Linked DNA regions of Homo sapiens: region 1 is linked to region 2. Evidence: read pairs that join two places in POLR2A ChIA-PET (ENCODE). Cell type or tissue: A673. All regions are shown on one strand. Each heading gives the region's core, and the rest is flanking DNA. Links, peaks and the distances in the headings are about the cores only.

Region 1 (10,081 bases), core at 693-8,692, 78 kb after region 2:
AACCCAGTAGAAAAAATAATACATTCTTACAAATATAGGATGTTAAATACACATAGAAATGTGTCACAGAAGAAAATAAAAATACGTTTTTCTAGATGAGGGAGAAATTACTCTTAGCTGGCTTGAGGAAATGTGGAAGTTTAGGAGAGAGATCACAGCCCCTTTCCTGAAGGAAATAACATTAGGTTACTATGAAAGTAACTGTGTTTTTTGCCATTGAAAGTAATAGCAAGAACCGTAATTACTTTTTGCACCTCATATATGAGACATGTCTCATAGACTTGGATAAATACAAATTTAAAAGACAATCCCAAGGGAAAGGACATAAAAAACAAAGAGTACAACATACATAAAATCCCGGTGGTAAAAAAATAAAGCTATGTGAACAAAAATGAATAATTACTTTTTATAAAAATATAAAGTAATATGCTGAATGTAGATAAGGCCAGAGAGTTAAATGGGAGCAAGACATTATTGGGACTTAAAAGGCATTGGAACAGAATGAATCCAGGTTTGGGCAGGTAGAAGCTCACACAGTGTTTTAAGCCCTACTGAAGAAAAAGAATATATATAAAATTACATATAAAAGTAAACATGTATTCAGAATGAGAAAAGAAGTTACAACAAATCAAAAAGTTTTAAAAGTAGACAAACGCTACAAAAATCACAAGATCCAGAATCGATCTTAACGCTTGGATTATGTTACTATCTGAAATACCCCATTGACTGGCTACACTCTTCGATCATATTGCCACATGACAAAGACTATAACTCAGCCGCCTTTCCTCTAGCACAGCTGACCAACATGTTTTAATGATAGTATATAAAAGTGTCTTTCGGCTTCACAAAACATTGTTGATGATGGTAAATTTTTAGGAATACTGTCAAATTTGGGAAAGTGTTTATATTGCGAGATTTCAGGGCATTTCCAATTATCTTACTCAGTGACTAATTGTAAATATTTCTTAAATTGATGAAAAATTTGTCATTAATGTCCTCATATAGTGGCATATCATTCGTTTTATGCTATCTTTCTTGAAGGAAGTAATATGTGTCAAGAATTTAAATCTTTTTCCAGTGTGTTCAGATGATTCATGCCTCATGGGTAATCAGGTTAGTAAACAATTCAGGAACCTACTCATTATTTCTATTTGTAGAGCATGTGTCTTCTTTTTGATGAACTTAAAGGGAAGCAATCTCATAAGATGAGGAAACCTGAGGTGTGGCAATATCTATGGACCACTAAAATAATACTTTGAAAAATTTTAATTATGAATTATGTATTTCTACAGTTTGGAAACCTCATTACTTATTTCAGTAATTAAAGGTACTAGTGGAAATAGTTAAATTATTTTAAATGTTCAAAAATATATAACCAAAGAACACACCATCTTAGGAGGTCATAAAATTAATAATTCCTCCTGATGAAACAATTTATTATGATACATTTCTAGTGCCATCTAGTGTTTAAAAGAGTATATATGAATTTCTCAAAGACTATAGGCAAAATAAGTAAACAATTTAGTTTTAATTTTTATCAACATACATTCTTTGATTCTACATCTCAGTGATACCATCTAAGATTTTATATTAAAAATTGACAACAAAATAATTTTAAGCCCACAGAGCTTTTAGAAATTAATTAAATTCTTATGCAATAAAAGGAATTAATTCTGTCACTATGCTGAAAAAAGACAAGTCAGGACTTCAAGCTACTATAAGACAGAGAGACTAGTTCTCATTGAAATGTCTAATCCGATAGATATTTTCAATAGAGTCTTAGGTCAAGAAGAATATTTTTGGTTAAATCAAGATGAATTTAAGCTGTGTAAGTGATATCTTTTTAAACCATTATGACTAACTTTATAGCTCTACTAAAGGCAAAAGGTTTTATTTAACAAATCAGTCAGTTTACTGTTGCTGTCACCAAATCCAGATATTTAAGTATCTCAATTTTATCAAAATAACATAGCTTCCTTGATTTTACTATTTGTATCCTATAAAAACAATATTACATTAACAAACAAAAGCTTATCTAACCATTTTTTATTGTTATGTGCAAAACCTAAAACTAGAAATTTAAAAACTTCTGCAAATTCAACATGAGAAATAGGCAACAGACTTGTTTTCTTTATCCTCCTTTTACTATTAATTCACTGACAATATAAAACAGCTGATTTAGATATCATTAAACTCATATTGCTCTTCTATTCTGAGGTTTTAGACTGAGAAACAAAGTCAAAACAAATTACAAATTCAAAAACCAAATGCATACTGCAAATATCATAAGATGAGACACAACCAAAAAAGAGAATTTTAGACCAATATCCTTGATGAATGTTGATGCAAAAATCCTCAATAAAATACTGGCAAACCAAATCTAGCAGCACATCAAAAAGCTTATCCACCACGATCAAGTGGGCTTCATCCCTGGGATACAAGGCTGGTTCAATATACGCAAATCAATAAATGTAATCCAGCATATAAACAGAACCAAAGACAAAAACCACATGATTATCTCAATAGATGCAGAAAAGGCCTTTGACAAAATTCAACAACCCTTCATGCTAAAAACTCTCAATAAATTAGGTATTGATGGGATGTATCTCAAAATAATAAGAGCTATCTATGACAAACCCACAGCCAATATCATACTGATTGGGCAAAAACTGGAAGCATTCCCTTTGAAAGCTGGCACAAGACAGGGATGCCCTCTCTCACCACTCCTATTCAACACAGTGTTGGAAGTTCTGGCCAGGGCAATTAGGCAGGAGAAGGAAATAAATGGTATTCAATTAGGAAAAGAGGAAGTCAAATTGTCCCTGTTTGCAGACGACATGATTGTATATCTAGAAAACCCCATTGTCTCAGCCCAAAATCTCCTTAAGCTGATAAGCAACTTCAGCAAAGTCTCAGGATACAAAATCAATGTGCAAAAATCACAAGCATTCTTATACACCAATAACAGACAAACAGAGAGCCAAATCATGAGTGAACTCCCATTCACAATTGCTTCAAAGAGAATAAAATACCTAGGAATCCACCTTACAAGGGACATGAAGGACCTCTTCAAGGAGAACTACAAACCACTGCTCAATGAAATTAAAGAGGATACAAAGAAATGGAAGAACATTCCATGCTCATGGATAGAAAGAATCAATATGGTGAAAATGGCCATACTGCCCACGGTAATTTATAGATTCAATGCATCCCCATCAAGCTACCAATGACTTTCTTCACGGATTTGGAAAAAACTACTTTAAAGTTCATATGGAACCAAAAAAGAGCCTGCATCGCCAAGTCAATCCTAAGCCAAAAGAACAAAGCTGGAGGCATCACGCTACCTGACTTCAAACTATACTACAAGGCTATAGTAACCAAAAATATCATAATGTTTTTATATGTTTTTAACCTAGGTTTACTTTTTAAAACTCAGAGTAACAAACCACTCCCTTCAGCTCACATAGGCATTTGTAACAACACAGCAATGCCACGCAAAGATTACTCTCACTTCACACTGATGAAATGGAATGGTCCGTTTTATACGTCATCTTGACTGGGCTAAGGAATGCCCAGACAGCTGGCAAAATACGATTTCGGGGTGTGTCTGTGAGGGTATTTCTGAAAGAGATTACCATATGAATCAGTAGATTTATTAAAGAAGATTTACCCTCATCAATGTGGGCCAGCATCATCAAATTCACTGAGTGCCCAAATAGCACAAAAAGGCAGAAGAAGGGTGAATTTGCCTTTTGCTGCAGCTGGGACATCCATCTTCTCCCATCTGGGGTACATTGATGCTCCTGTTTCTGGGGCCTTTGGGCTTGAACTGGAATTACACCACCAGCTTTCCTGGGCCTCCAGCTTACTGATGGCAGGTCCTGAGACTCCTCAGCCTCCATAGTTGTGTGAGCCCATTCTTCAAAATAAATATCTTTCTATATGTCTATACATATACTATTGACCCTGTTTCTTTGGAAAACCCTGACCACTACAATTGGTGCTTCTAAACCCAGGTGGATGCACAATGTTCAGTCCTCAGGAGACTCATCCACACAGCCACCACCTCTCAGTTGCCCTGTTTCTGCAGGGGCAATGTTAATTACACTCAGACTGGTCAGTCTAGTCCAGGCTTACAAGGGCCAGGAGCACTGTACCAGGCATCATAGGACTACATTTCTAGGACTACATTTCCAGGACTACCAGGAAGTCATGGAAGTATTTGATAAGTTCATTCATTCAAGAAGTTTTCAATCAACAGTTTGGCAGTACTGAGCTCCAGTCAACCCCAGAGGAGGAGAACAGGGGGTGCAAGGCAGGCAAGTTGTGCTTGGCTAGACAGTCCCTAATTAAAACTGCTAGCAATAGCAGCAGTAGAGATGTGTGAGTATATGTGAGGAACTGTGTATGTGAAGTGACAAGCAATGCAGCTAAGCCTCTCTAATAGCCCAATGGAGTATATTTTGCTGTGAGACCATCTTTGATCCATAAGCACACATCTTACCTCTCACGTGGCAGGCTCTCAACTACTTTGCTTTACCTGCTAGGTACTAAATAAAAATACTCTGAATGAGGTCTCCCTTTAAAAAAAAAAAAAAAAAAAAAAAAAAGCTACTGCAAATGAGAAAAATTTTCTGTATCTAGAGAGGGAGTAATTTTTACCTTGTTAGTTTCTGATTAATGCAGTTGCTGTTAAATTCCACCTGCTGATTAGAGTTGCAACGTTAAAAAAGCTCCCAGAAATAGTTCTTGAATTATTCATCTTTAACCCTAAAATGTATTCTGGTTACAACAGTGGATAGTTAAATCTGGGCTGACAATTCTTACTTATACTCAATTTGAACACTAATCCTCAAGCGGAATATAGAAACGACAAACAAGAAAGAGTCATAAATTTGACCTGTCATTGTGTTTGCTCACTATTTTTTCCTTTAAACAACACATTACAAATTGCTTCAGATGTGATATAATCTTATTACATAACAAAAAGTTTTATCATTGGAACATTTTTAAACTGAATTTTTTTATTTTTCAAAAAATAAATTTATAGGAAAGCCACATATGAATTATATATTTTATTGTAAAAATATTTTTATTTAATTCATTCATTCTATCCTTTTTTCCACATAGAATTGCAATTAAGCAGTCTCAGGCACATGAAAGCAAATTATTTTAACCATCTAAGAAGTTCCAATCACAACTACCTTCATTTGATTCTTTCCAGTATTTCACAATTTTCTCTTTACAGAAATTCTGTCTAACTAATAAGTGTTTATTTTTTATCCTTGGGTATTTCTGTTAAATACCCAAGCCAATTTCTTAGGTCCTGTATTCAAAGAAAATCAATATTAGTGCATCATTCCTTTTCATATATATATGAAAAACAAGCTTTAAGATGCCTTGTGAAGCTTTCCTCTGTAAGATAAATAATCGTTTCTTTTTTTTGGTAGGTCTTTACTCCAAACCCTCTAAGTCAAAATAGTTTATTTACTTAAAAATTCATTTGTTTGTTCTTTCATTTAATATTAAAATCTTTTCTTGATTCCGAAAAAGCTGGAAGCATTTTACAGATTTAAAGGACAATTTTTTCAGAATAAAGCACAAAGGAAAGCAAAGATGAGTAAAATGTTTAAAGAGTGTCATAAGAAAAGGAGCAAATGCCTTAAGATATGAGACAGTTAATCTTTTATTATGCAATCCTGGATAAGCCAGTTTCAGTTTTTGAATTTCTAAGAGTCCCACAATGGTGAAAATCATTAAGCCACTTACGAGAGCTTAATGCTAATCATACCACACAGATTCTCGATGTTCTCTTGCCTACACTAGCTCAGGTGACATTTTATGGACCAAGTGAGCAAGAGGAGATGAGCCAAAATGGCCTGAGGAACAAATCAGACCAGCCCAATGGGACAGTGACCCTGGCTGGGAGAGCTGGAAACAACAAAGTCACATTATGACCTGGAGAGAGAGCCTTCTCTGCAGGTTCCACTTTAAGCCGTACCCCTTCCAATCTGACCGTTCTCAGCATCTCTGCCTCCATCACACTGACCCAAGGCACTAGTTTTTACCTTTCCTGTGTCACCACAGTAGTCTCCTAACTAGCTTTCCTGCTTCTACTCTTGGCCCCATGTATTATAATAATAGATATATAGTAGATAATTGGCCCCATCTATTGGCTATCAATTATTATAATTATATATGTTTAATATATTATAATTATCTATAACATACTTAATATATTATGATTATCTATTATCCAATTATCTAGAATTAAATATATTAGATATAATATAATTGAATATATCATATTTAATATACATTAAATGATATATTTTTAATTTATATATAATCATAATATATTAAATGTATAATATATTTAATATAATAACAATAGCCAATAGATGAGGGCCAATTTTCTACTATATATCTATTATTATAATACATGGGGCCAAGAGTAGAAGCAGGAAAGCTAGTTAGGAGACTGCTGTGGTGACACAGGAAAGGTAAAAACTAGTGCCTTGGTTCAGTGTGATGGAGGCAGAGATGCTGAGAATGGTCAGATTGGAAGGGGTACAGTTTAAAGTTTAATATTTAATAATTGTTAAATATATATTAAATATATAATTATTAAATATTAATATATATGATATAATTAAATATATTATATTTCCGGCTTCCACTCTTGGCCCCATCTATTATAATAATATATATAATAGTTCTTCACATAGCAGCCAGAAGAATCCACTTAAAATATAACTTGGATCATGTCACTCTCCTCCACAAAACTCTTTGGTAGCTCTCTATTACCCCCAACATAAAATGAACCTCCTTTACTAAGACTTAAAGGACTTACTGTGAGCTAGCTCCAGCATATGTATATCAGGCCTCATTTACTACCACATTCTCTCCAGTCATACTGACTCCCTTGATCTTTCTCAAATACCTCAAGAACACTCTCACTTCAGATTCTTACGATTGCTGTCCCTTTGCCTCAAACATTCTTTCTTCAGATATTTGCTTGTTGATACTCTCACTTCAATCAAGTCTTCTAATCAAACATCTAAAAGATGTCTTCCATGACCATGCCATCTAAAATGGCTGCCACCCATCACTCTTAGTACCACACCTGCCTTTCCTTTTCTCTTCATAGCACTTACAATTATCATTTATTTGTATGAGAATTGACTGTCTCCACCACTAGAATGTAAGATCCATGTGGACAGAAACATTGATATCTTTTCAACAGTGTCCTTCACTTAGAACAGTAACTGGTACATATGGTGCCACTATATACTTATTGGATGAAGAAAAGATTAAGTAAGAAACTCTTGATATGATAGAGAGGAATTTAAGGAAGTCTAGAGCTTCCAGTTTTCTTAAGGTGGTATTGAACTAAAAAAAAAATGTATTTGATATTGCCTAAAGAAATATTGTTGATCTCCTGACATCACAAACTGATGTTCGCATTTGGATGTTTGAAAGGTACCTAAAACTGAAATCCACGCTTGATCTTACCCCAAAACCAGTGCTTCCAGGTTCTAGGTTACCAATTTCTGACAGTTTTATGTTCTGACCATGTTCAAGGTACCCTATTTATCTCCATCTCTCTCATCACTTCTCAGGTCTAAGTTAGGAAAAGGCCCATCACACTCACCTGTTAACATGACATCCATCATCATCTGCCCCCAGTCTACACTCCACTGTCATCAAACTGATACCTTTAAAATGCGAATCAGGTTATCCCCACATTCACCACCACATCCCACACACATACACACAGTCACTTCCACCTAAAGTGCTTCAAGGCTTCCCAGTTCTTTTATAATAAAGGCAAAATTCTTAACACTGTCTCCAAGGCCCTACATGGCCTGGCCCTGTCGACCTCACAATCACTATCTTGCCTTCTATGCTGGTTCTCTGTTTTCAAGGCATACAGCCCCTCACTCTCCTCACAGAGAGCCTGCAGTCCACTTTCCTTCTATGAGAATGCCCTTCCTCCTTGTCCCTTCTCAGTCCCTCCTTCTTGGCTCAGTTGATTTCTACTCATTCCTTAGAATGAGTGGTTTGTCTTTCACAAAAATGGCCACAACAACACTTTTGTTCCATAAGAGCTTCCCCAGAACCTTGACTCACTCCCATAAAGAGGTGGATTCGATTTTCTCTTCTCCTTCAAGCTGGCCATAACTTTGTAACTACCTTCAGAACAAAACAGTAGAAGCAACACCATGATACAACTTCTGTCTGCCTCTTTCTCTCTCAGAATTCTCATACCTGGAACCCAGCAATGAGAAAGTCCAGGCCTCATGGAGAGGCCCCATATGTGCTCTGGTCAAGATCCCCCTGCTAAGGTCCTTGCCAATAGCCAGGCGAATGACTAAGCTCTCAGATGACTCCAGCTCCCAGCTATAGAATCCCCTTTCCCTGCACCCTCCAACCAGGTCTTTAAATCTTCCATTTGAGACTCAGATATCATGAAGCAGAGACAAAAATTCTATGTCCTGAACAAATTCCTGATCCACAGAATTTATGAACATAAATTTTGTTTTCTGCCACTGACTTGGGCCAATTTGTTACCAAACAGTAAATAACAGAAAGAGATCTCACTCAAAGTCCCCATCCTAAAGGGAGCTTCCTCTAGCTAGGACAGAATCCTCTTCCAGAGCTCCACAGACCTCTTTCACAGAAACATTTTATGTTTATTTGTGTGATTATTTGACTTTAAATTCTCAAGTATGTTGGATCTCTCTTTTTTCTCTCTGGTTTCTGTCTATTCTTTAAGTCAGATAAAATCCAAAATCAAAATGTCCATTTTCATGCTGCTGATACAGACATACCCAAGACTGGGAAGTTTACAAAAGAGAGAGGTTTATTGGACTCACAGTTCCACATTGCTGGAGAGGCCTCACAATCATGGCAGAAGGTGAGAGGCACATTTCACATGGCGGCAGACAAGAGAAGAGAATGAGGAGGAAGCAAAAGCAGAAATCCTTTAAAAAACCATCAGATCTCATGAGACTTATTTACTACCAAGAGAATAGTATGGGGAAAACTGCCCCATGATTCATTTATCTCCCACCAGGTCCCTCCCACAACACGTGGGAGTACAATTCAAGATGAGATTTGGGTGGGGACACAGAGCCAAACCATATCATTCCGCCCCGGTCCCTCCCAAATCTCATGTCCTCATATTTCAAAAACAATCATGCCTTCCCAAGAGTCACCCAAAGTCTTAACTCATTTCAGCATTAACTCAAAAGTCCACAGTTCAAAGTCTCATCCAAGACAAGGCAAGTCCGTTCCACCTATGAGCCTGTAAAATCAAAAGCAAGTTAGTTACTTCCTAGATACGATGGGGGTACAGGCAAACTTCTGCCTGGGCATCCAGGTGTTTCCATACATCTCCTGAAATCTAGGCAGAGGTTCCCAAACCCCAATCCTTGACTTCTGTGCACTTGCAGGCTCAACACCACATGGAAGCTGCCAAGGCTTGGGGCTTACACCCTCTGAAGCCACAGCTTGAGCTCTATGTTGGCCCCTTTCAGCCACAGCTGGAGAAGCTGGGATGCTGGGCACAAAGTCCCTAGGCCTGGCCCAGGAAACCACTTTTCCCTCCTGGGCCTCTGGGTCTGTGATGGCAGGGGCTGCTGCGAACACCTCTGACATGCCCTGGAGATATTTTCCCCATTGTCTTGGGAATTATCATTCAGCTTCATGTTACTTATACAAATTTCTGCAGCTGGCTTGAATTTTTCCTCAGAAAATTGGATTTTCTTTTCTATCCCATTGTCAGGCTGCAAATTTTCTGAACTTTCATGCTCTACTTCCCTTATAAAATGGCACTCAAGTCACATCTTGAACACTTTGCTGCTTAGAAATTTCTTCCACCAGATACCCTAAATCATCTCTCTCAAGTTCAAAGTTTCACAAACCTCTATGGAAGGAGCAAAATGCCACCAGTCTCTTTGTTAAAACATAACAAGAGTCACCTTTGCTCCAGTTCCCAACAAGATCCTCATCTCCATCTAAAACTACCTCAGCCTGGATTTCATTGTCCATATCATTATCAGCATTTTGGTCAAAG
Region 2 (10,081 bases), core at 1,109-9,108:
AAATGGCAAATTGGACCTGGGAGACAGCAGTGTAGATGGTTAAAAACGGTCAGATTCTGAGTATACCTTGAAGGCAAATCTTACAGTATTTTCTGACAGATTGGTTCTATAATGTCAGAAAAAGAAGAGTCAAGGATGAGTCCACAAGCTTGGGACTTAACATCTGGAAGGATGGCATTGTCATTACCTGAAACAGAACAGCTATGGATACAGTTAGGTGTAGTCAGGTATTAGGGAGTAGAGCAGGATTGTAGTTTGCACATAGTAAGTTTGAAATGTCTACTAAGACGTTCTGAGGGGAGATGTCTGGTGGGAAGTCAGACACACAAGTATGTCCAAAGATACTGTCAACACCTTGGCTGGGCACGGTGGCTCACGCCTGTAATTCGATCACTTTGGGAGACTGAGGCAGGCAGACCACCCAAGGTTTGGAGTTTGAGACCAGCCTGGCCAACATGATGAAACCCTGTCTCTAGTAAAAATACAAAAGTTATCTGGGCATGGTGGTGTGCACCTGTAATCCCAGCTACTTGGGAGGCTGAGGCAGGAGAATTGCTTGAGCCCGGGAGGTAGAAGTTGCAGTGAGCCAAGATCACACCATTGTACTCCAGCATGGGCTAGAAGAGCAAAACTTCATCTCAAAAAAAAAAAAAAAAAAAAGATACTGTCAACATCTTGTATCTTTGACAGTATCTTTGGACAGTTGTTGTCCAAAGATACAAGCACCAAGGATACTGTTAATGAATGTGATGATTTTAAAAAAATAAACCTCCAATTCTAGAGAGAAGAGAAGAGAAAGGTTTAATTTCCTGACCTCTAAACCATCTGTGCTCTCAAAACACTTGAACATAGGGTATGGAAGAGGCACAGTCAATATTTGATAATCAAATAATTCAAGCATATTTTTTACTTCCATGAAAGGACAATGCTTCATTTCTTTTAACAACAGGCTTTTGAACTATTGAGTATTCATTGGACTGGGAGTGAGGAAAAAAGCAGATATTCAGACAATATTTGAGACAGGCAAATGTGGAACTCAGAAGTGAGTTTTCCATCTGCCACTTTTTTAGGAGGCCGATTGGGCCAAGCCATTCTGAACCTTCTTTTGCAGCTTTCTTGGGATGAAGCCAGCCTTTAATCTCCTCAAAGGAACTTCTGTTCGTATTCATTGAATTAATGGTTTTACTTAAGAAGTTGATACAGTACAGCTTTAAAAACAACAACGAAACCTACATTATAAATTGAAGTCATCTCCAAGTAGTATATTCAAGTTCTGAATTAATTATATAGGAGATTTTGACCATCCAGAGAACATTACATTATTTCTGTTTATTTAATCCCATTTCATTTTCCTTCAAAAACTCTTCAAATAGGATATAGTCATATACAGGTAAAACTGAATTTTTCATGTAAAAGTGAATTGTAATTGCATGTGACTATAAAGAGATCGTTATCTGTGAAATGGGAAAATGCCTGCAACATCAAGCTTGCACTCTACGTGAGCAGTGACCCTACTATCTTAGCTATGATAACACTGCAAGGAGCTAAACCATCAGTCAGGGTTACTGCACTGGACAGCTTCAGAACCCTCTTGACACTGATTTAATTGAAATAATGATTTTTTTTTCCTTTTACTATCCTGAACATTTCTGTTCTTTTAGAGAGGTCAAGCTACTGAAATACCAATAGTATCCAAAGGGTCCAAAGGGTCAAGGCCAAGGGCAGCAACAAAAGTTTGTCATTGTACAGCATAAGAGGATCTGGTAATGTGGAAGTACCTCACTCCTGTGCCAGCTTCAGTACACGGCTCCTTTTCCCTGAGGCTGGCAGCTCTGGCAGAAATTAAAGCAAACCTTAGCCTCCTAAATCCAATTGCAGTTTGGATTGGAGGAGTTTTTGTTCTGAAAGAATATGTAGTGATCTGTGTTCATACTGTCCATCCTGTAAGCAATGATTAAAACTAATTTAGCTTGGTTATTCATTAAGTCTCCATGGACATTTTTGCATAACTATGGACTTTATATTTCTACCCAACAGTTTAGCACTGACTAGCCCTTGGGTTTATTGTACCCTACACTGGCTTCTTGCTGACAGTACCATGCTTGAGACTGACTTTTGAGTTTGAAAAGAGCAGAAATTCTAGACTAGAATTTCTAGAGGAAGAGTAGGAAGTGGATCACTTCACCTCTCATTTTTATTTGCACTCCAGTCACTCAATACACTGCTTTAGATCAAGGACAGGAACCATAGCCACAGAAAGGTCGTGAGGAAGTACATCATCATTCCAGTCTGTAGTCTACCTAATTCCAAATAGCATGTGATATGTGTATGTGTTTGGGAGGTGAAAGGGTAGGATGCCCTTGCCTTACAAATAGCTAAAGCTCTTAAGGGTAGGGTTGTGCGTTTTATTTCTGCTATAGTCTTGTATTCATCCACACTTCCACTTTAATATAGCCTGAACTCTCTTATTATACACCGTAATTTTTATCACATCTTTCTATTATACAGTGTTTTCTAAGAGATAAAAGTATGGTTTCCACTGTTTTTTTCTTTAGCAATTGCTGGAGTATTATGCTTCAAATTATAGGCACTCTAGATTGACAATTGTTCATATATTTTTGTGCCAAGTAGTCTTTTATCAGTTACTTACATTTAGCAGAATTAGAAGGTCTCATTTTTCTATTGCTGAGTGTCTATATTCATCTTAGTCGTAGCATATTTTCTTAGTTATAGATATTCAATTTAGATTAAAGGCTTAGATGTTGTATTATCATTAATAAAGAGAAATAGTTGGTTTCAACCTAAAATTTTTACCTCTTCAAAATAAAAGATATTCAAGGTAATATATGCTCATGTGATCAGATTTTTTAGTATTTTCTAAAGATTTAAATATAAGAATTCTGTATAATTCAGATTTTTAATAAATAATATTAAAGTGCAGATGGAAAGTTATGCTTTTGTGTATTTATTTATGTTTACTTTCCTAATCAGCTGCATATAAAGGAAGAAATTTCAGTCTATGAAGTGTATATTCTAAAGAGCTATCAAAAATGCCCATGGATGCCAGGGAGAATGTAGCCTTTTACATCCTGAGCTTGACTGGCAGACAGTAGAGTGGTTAAGAACATGGATTCTGGAGTCAGTCACCCTGGGTTTGAATCTCAGCTCCACTACCTATTAGCAGGTGACTTTGAAGAAGACTTTTAACTTCTCTATGCCACCAATTCCTCATCTATAAAGAGAATATAATAACTATACCTATCTCATAAAGTGATTGTGAGGAGTAAGAATTTATGCATAAACAGTGCTTGGCACAGAATGAATACTATACTAATGCTAATTGTTATTATTCACTAATATTCTCATATTGAATATATTCATCAGAGATGAGGAACAGCAAAGTCTGCCTGCCTTTTAGGAAGTTGTGAAGGTTGAAATTGATATATAACTTGGAATAGTGAAGTTGCAAGTCACTGGGAGTCAGAGTTATCTAAAGAAAGGGATTTAGAAGGAATCATACTCACAAACAAATTCTAGCTGAGGACCTTTTAGAGTGGAGGAAAGAGGTGAGGTATAAAAAATTTCTCTTACATTGTCTAATTTTAGAAAATTGACCTGCAGAAGCAGACTGAGGCTAATTACAGAATTCAGCCATCCTTCATAAAAGACCACAAAAATCAGCAGAATGTCATTTCTTACTCAGTATTTCTTGCTTTATTAGAAATCACATTCACACACACACACACACACACACACACAAACACACACACATGTACACAGAGATGACATCCAGTAATGAGGTTTTAACAATTTTGAAGTCATTAAGGTACAGTGAGGAGATAGACAGATTGTCATCAAACTTCGCTTTTCTGGGAGAACAAGTGATAATGACAGCATCTTTAAAGGCAAGAAAAAAATGCAAACAGCTTGCTCTCCCCCTGAGCTCTGATGCTGTGGTAATAACAAGCTCATGCCTTTGTATCTTTTCAAATGTAGTCGGAAATATAATGGAATGGAAAACATGTTTTCCTGAAGTTAAGGGAAAAAAACTACAAGTCAAAGGAGATATTAAAATGCCGAGTTTAAGGAACGAAAACATGGTTCTTATAGCACTTGATAGCAATTTTTAAATAATACTTCAAAAAAAAAAAGCCCTGCATAGGGGACAATTCTCAGCAGTCTCCTTTTTTGATATTTGACAAATTATCAAATTATTTTTCTTCTCCTACTCTTGTGTTTCTTTAATAGAGTCATCAATGTTGTATTCTCCTTGATATTTTTTGGCAAGTGTATAATAAAAAAATTTTAATGATATAATAATTTAAAAGAGAAAGTAAGAACTGATGATCTGGATAGAATTAGTTTGATATAAATATAGAGAAAATTCGAGCTCAGAAATATGAGTGATATTTACTAATAAAGATAGGTAAATAACTCTTAAAGAACTTTTAAAATTTGAGTAGTAAGAGAAGCAATTCCAATCCCCATATTTAAACTTCTCTTTTAGAAGGCGATTCCAAAAAATCTCTAAATTAGCTAACCATTCTCAACCTCTGCCTGCTTAAAGGAAAAAAAAGAAAAAATCAGAAACCACTTGAGCCAATTAATACATATACTAGGGAGAAAAAGAGACATTAAAAACTACCTTCCTTCTTGTAGGAATGGCTGAATAGAGTCAAAAACCGATGAACATTTACAAATGAGGAGAATTAATATATTTTTTGCTTCTCCTAGGAGCTCAAAGTGCATTCATAGTTATGATTTTTTTATCTTCATCTTGGGCCCATAAACGAGATGAAATATATTGTCAGGAGCGCAAGACCAGCCTGGCCAACATGGCAAAACTTCCTCTCTACTAAAAAATTATACAAAAATTAGCTGGGCGTGGTGGCACAGGCTTGTAATCCCAGATACTTGGGAGGTTTTGAGATGTGGGAGAATCAGTTGAGCCCTGGAGGTGGAGGTTGCGGTGAGCAGAGATCGTGCCACTGCATTCCAGCCTGGGCGACAGAGCCAGACTCCAACAAAGAAAGAGAGAGAGAGAGAGAGAGAGAGAGAGAGAGAGAGGAAGGCAGGAAGGAGGGAGGGAGGGAGGGAGGGAGGGAAGGAAGGAAGGAAGGAAGGAAGGAAGGAAGGAAGGAAGGAAGGAAGGAAGGAAGGAAGGAAGTCCTCCTGTCACTATTTAATCATGAAATCCTAAAGCAAAATTATTTAAATGAGTTGGTTCAAGATATAAGATTGGAAGTAACTGAAAATAAAAACCAGTTAATCCTTGAGAGCCTAATGTCCTTTAACAGATGAGTAAGTAAATAAATTGTGGCATCCTGGAAGAGTTTTGCTATAATGGCCTCCAATTGATTTTGACATTGAGATGATAGCAAACATCATACAGAGACCTGAGAAGTGCACCTTACTATTATTGCTCTTTAAGCCTGCCACACCAGTGTGAACAAGCCCAGATTATTCTGATGAATGATTAGATATGTGAGACCACAAATATGGGGTCCATTTATTTGACTTCATCACCCCCACCTAACAATAAGCCAAGCCCCAGAAAAAAAGTGCTACCCAGATGATTCACAGTCAACCATAGACTCATGAGTGAGCCCAACCAAATTCAGCAGAAGAACTGCCCAGCTGAACTCAATTCAAAATGTTGACCTAAAACACAATGAGCAAAAATGAATGGTTGTTACTTTAAGCCACTAAATTTTGGTTTGGTGTGTTATGTCTCAAAAGTTAGTGATAAAATTATATTCACATACTGATAGAACGCCAGTTGAAAATAAAACAATGAATTACTGTTAGATGCAGTAGCTTGGATTAATCTAAAAAATATTATATTATGCTCAGTGAAAGAAGCCAGACACCAAGCAATAAGATTCTATTGTATGAAGTTCAAGACCCAGCAAAAGTATTCTATGGTTATCAAAATCAGAACAGGTGTGGCCTGGTGGGTGGTGTAAGGGTTGGGAGAGTGGTGAGGATGAAAGGCCAAGAAGGAACTTTCGGGGGTAGTAGAAATATTCTTGGTTACTCTAGAGAATGCTGATAGTCCAGTAGTCCAGTTTAAGAATTAATATGCAAAAATGAATTAAGTTGTGCAATATAGGTATTTCTCAGGGTGCTATATGAGCACAGAGAGTGAGGAATGCCTATCTGTGCTTTTTGGTGTTTAGAAAATATTTCCCTGAGGAGTAGCCTTGAAGTAGCCCATGTTTCATGTAGGCATTCACTATATGGTGATAAATGTTGTTTGTTGGACAGAGAAATGCCTTATTCAAAAACATAAAGATATCAAACAGCATGGCATGTATAGTAGAGGAACTGCCAGAGATTTAATATGGAAGAGTAAAGGGGAGCCACAAGTGTTGGGGCTGAAAGCATAGGCTTGAGCCAATCATGAATGTCCTTCGACACTTTGCTATCATGTCTTTACCTTGTGAGCAAAAAGAGTTATCGTTTAGATTTTCAAGCTCTTAGAATCATCCCATCCATCTGACTCTCCACCTGATATGAGACTTGCCTTGCTCACCAGCAGTAAACTGAAGACAATTAGTGACTCACCAATATATGTCTAACATAAGAAGCCCACGCTGGTGTGTAGAAGCACGTGTAAGCAATTCAGAGGAGAACTATAAAATCATGATGAGTCGGAACCACTGAAATGGTAATTAAATGAGTGGGAGGAGCATGTGCATTCTCCTACATGCTCCAGGTTTCCCACAAGTAGTATTAAACTCCTCTGTGATTTGTCTGGTAGCTGAGCCACTTTGTTTCTTGATGATTTCCAAGCTCTGCTAATTCAAAGCTCAGTATTATCATCTGTATCCAGATTTCCGACTTGGAAAACTAGGTGAACTTAATTTTAACTTTTTTTTAAGTGAATGTGAATTCACTCTGATTATTAGAATCTTATGTTCCCTTTGCTTGAGAGTATTGTCAGTTTTGCCTTTTGGATAAACTAAGAAGACTGTGTGAAAATGAGAAGCATAGGATTTAGGGTCCATAGGCATGAATCAAGTCCTCTCATTATGTCTGAATCTTGGGAGAGCACTATATAACTTCTCTAAGCCTCAGTTTTTTCATTTATAAATAATAGATGATGATAGAAATTATCTCCTTAGTTTTGGAAAGAATGGATAGCAGAATGGCTGTAAAGATGTTACCACATGCCCAGAATATAGTGAACAGTAATGGCAGCTATTACTTTAAATAGTAATCACTGGCATTTCCTTTCCTACCTCCCAGCTGTTACCAGGATGTGAGGGGTTGGTTAGATGATTGGTTGGTTTTGAGGTTTAAGCACTAAAAATAAAAAAGTAATGCACAGAAATACAATTGCACTTTTTCCTAGGTTATATATTCCCAAACGGTAATAATGGTATTGCTAGTAATTAATGAAATCCCTTCAGTCTGAGGTTTATGACATTCTGTTTCACCCTTGCATTGGCTATGAGCTACGTAGAAAGAAGACAATCTAAGATTTATATTGAAAAGAAGGTAACTCAGATGGAAAGGAAGAAAGGGTCAGTGAAGAACACCAATTATAGCCAAGTTCTGACTCCAAAGTTATTCAGTCCAACTAGATTATACTGCTACACATGGATAGACTTGACGGGCCTTTTAAGTGACACTTCGATTCAGTATTGTGCCTTTTAAAATTGCTTTGGGAAAAAACTGGTCTTCAAATTTGTGTCTTCCCCAATCCACATTTTATTCCCCTGGAGGGTTCTTTTTCTTTTCCTACCTTCACTCCCATTCATCTTCCTTGCCACATACTGCAACAAGTACTTTGCTTCAGAGGCACGCTTTATTGGATGCCACATAAAATACCTTTTCATAAGCATAAAGCTTATTCCCACAGATGTCATGGGAAAGGGACCAATTGCTCTAAGGTTCCTACTTAACTGTATTTTCAAAACCCTAATAATGCATCTGAGTTTACGATAACATTTTAAAGTCACTCTTCTCTCTAGCTGGTTTGTCCTGATGTTTCCGTTGAGTTTAACTGTTTCTTTTTTAGTGCAATGAGAGTACTACTGACATCATTTTTGTATAATATTAATCAATGCATTATTTTTGATCACTGGATATGTGCTGAAGTCTCAGGTGCATTGTATATTCCACACTTTCCTTATCTTCCAATCTAGTACCTCTAAAAAGAAGGAAATGTTAACGTAGTTTTAGCCCCTTTCTTTTTCCAAATGCACCTATTTAATGCCAGTTATTTTTGCAACTAAATATTTTAATACAAATAATCTTCTCTCCTAGTCTCTACAGAGAAATCTGGCCTTGTGTTCCCATTGTCATCACTGGGGCAGCATACTCCTTCCAGTGAAATTCATGGATCCTTCTTTAGCCTTGTCTACTAATGTTAGAGAATATTCAATATGGGCAAATTTATTTTTACAAATGCCTTACCTTTTGTATAGTTAATTTTGCTATTGGTACCCTATTATCTCTGATCAAAAATGATGTTACTTGTACCATTTGCTCCCCAAAGAGCTATGTAGTGATTTTGTTCAAAAATTCTGTAGACAGTATTAATTGTGTACATTTTACAGAACATTTAAAAATTACACTTTCTGCTTCAAATGATTCATTATGAATAAATCAGAGTTCCTTTTGCACATTACAAACATACAATCTTAAACTTAGCTTTACCATTAAAATAGTATGGTATTATTGATAGTTGCTTTTTACATTTCCCAATTATTTTCAATGAATAGTTTTGGTTAAGGACTCCCCTATGGCTCTTATCTCTAAACCGGAAGGCGATTTCATGGTAGTTCTATTGCACTAGATTGGCCATTTCTTTGATCATCTCCCAACCGGCACATGTATGGAATGGTTGAACTACTGCTGTCAATACAGTTTTAAAAACGAATCTGATATGTAAACCCTGAGAGAGGTATTAACCATAATGACATTTGAATGTTATTAGCCATCTTTCGTCCTGCCTGAGTATCTTCTGCTCTGCCCAGTTTACTAATACACCAGACTCCTCTGAACTAGGATAACTTTTTGATAAGTTTGGACTGAAGAAATCTACCAGTTTCCAGAGACTATTTCATAACAGGAATGATTTGGTAAACCAGTGTTGGCATTTAGTTCAGTCTATTTCCCAACTTAAATAGATAATACCAGTTTGCATGTATGTCTAGTTTTATTTAATCTTTTAAAAAGTGTTTAATACAGTCATGCTTGATGATGCAGCAGAATACCTAAAGGCTGGTATTAAGATATGTTTCTGATCCTCTGAAAAGCTTTTCTGACCCAGTAGGCTGTGAACATTCACAATAGCCCTGGAGGCAATCCTCCATGTGTTATTGCAGGTTGATAACTGCACCTGGATTACTCGTAGCAGAGAAAATTTGCAGTGTGTTCCACAATAGTCCAGCCAGTGGATTAGTATGAGATAAGAATCATCTGGTAAACAATACAGATGATATACCAGCCCACATAATAAAATACTTCATATAAAGACCTTCATTAATAACACTGATATAATCACATTTGAATCCTTTGCTGAAGCAATCTCAAATTATGTAGATGGAATAAGATGAAAAAGAGCAAGTAAAAATCATCTGCAACTTAAAATTATACTTTGTGTGTGCATAATATCCTTCTGTTCAAATTCCTATTACAAAAAGCATGGGCTTAGAGCCTATGAATTATGAATTCAGAACAAAATTGGATTATTTAATTTAAATAAAACATACAACCAATGTATTTGGAATGTGAGATAATTGTGGGTAAAAAGTAGTGTTGCTACTCCTCATTTCTAATCATGTTGGCATAAAGGCACAAAATTAAAATGTGTCTTTGTACTTAAGAAAACAAGCATATCTACTTGGTTTAGATATATTTATAACTCATAAATTATAATATGAAGGTTTTTAAACATAAATAGAACTGTCCTAAAATGTAGTATTTTTCAAGTAAACTTTTATGGTGAGATAATTATAGATCATATGCAATTATATGAAATAAAATGAGAGATTCTGTTTACACTTTACCCAGTTTCTCCAAATAGTATTACCTTGCAAAAATTAGTACAGCTTCACTTTTCGGATCT

Evidence for each region. ChIA-PET counts read pairs that join two places held together with the same protein. Peaks named below come from ENCODE experiments on the same cell type or tissue, not always from the same donor. Only the 100,000 strongest peaks of a DNase experiment are listed, where the experiment ranks them.
Region 1: POLR2A ChIA-PET joins it to region 2 with 5 read pairs; 2 of 35 experiments call an interaction of 5 or more read pairs at or near these places.

What each region holds. Positions count from the first base shown.
Region 1 is chr6:124,853,058-124,863,138 of GRCh38, forward strand. No RefSeq gene overlaps it. Among named protein-coding and RNA genes, the nearest start is that of RNF217, 100 kb to the right of the region's middle. RefSeq lists a silencer at 3,453-3,653. In A673, for the core only: CTCF peaks have their summits at 1,466 (motif pointing left) and 1,668; no DNase peak of the experiment used is centred there.
Region 2 is chr6:124,774,217-124,784,297 of GRCh38, forward strand. All of the region lies in intron 4 of NKAIN2 (sodium/potassium transporting ATPase interacting 2), which reads left to right. Among named protein-coding and RNA genes, the nearest start is that of RNF217, 180 kb to the right of the region's middle. In A673, for the core only: no CTCF peak of the experiment used is centred there; DNase peaks (open chromatin) are centred at 3,945, 4,935, 5,305 and 6,635; H3K27ac peaks cover 7,120 bases.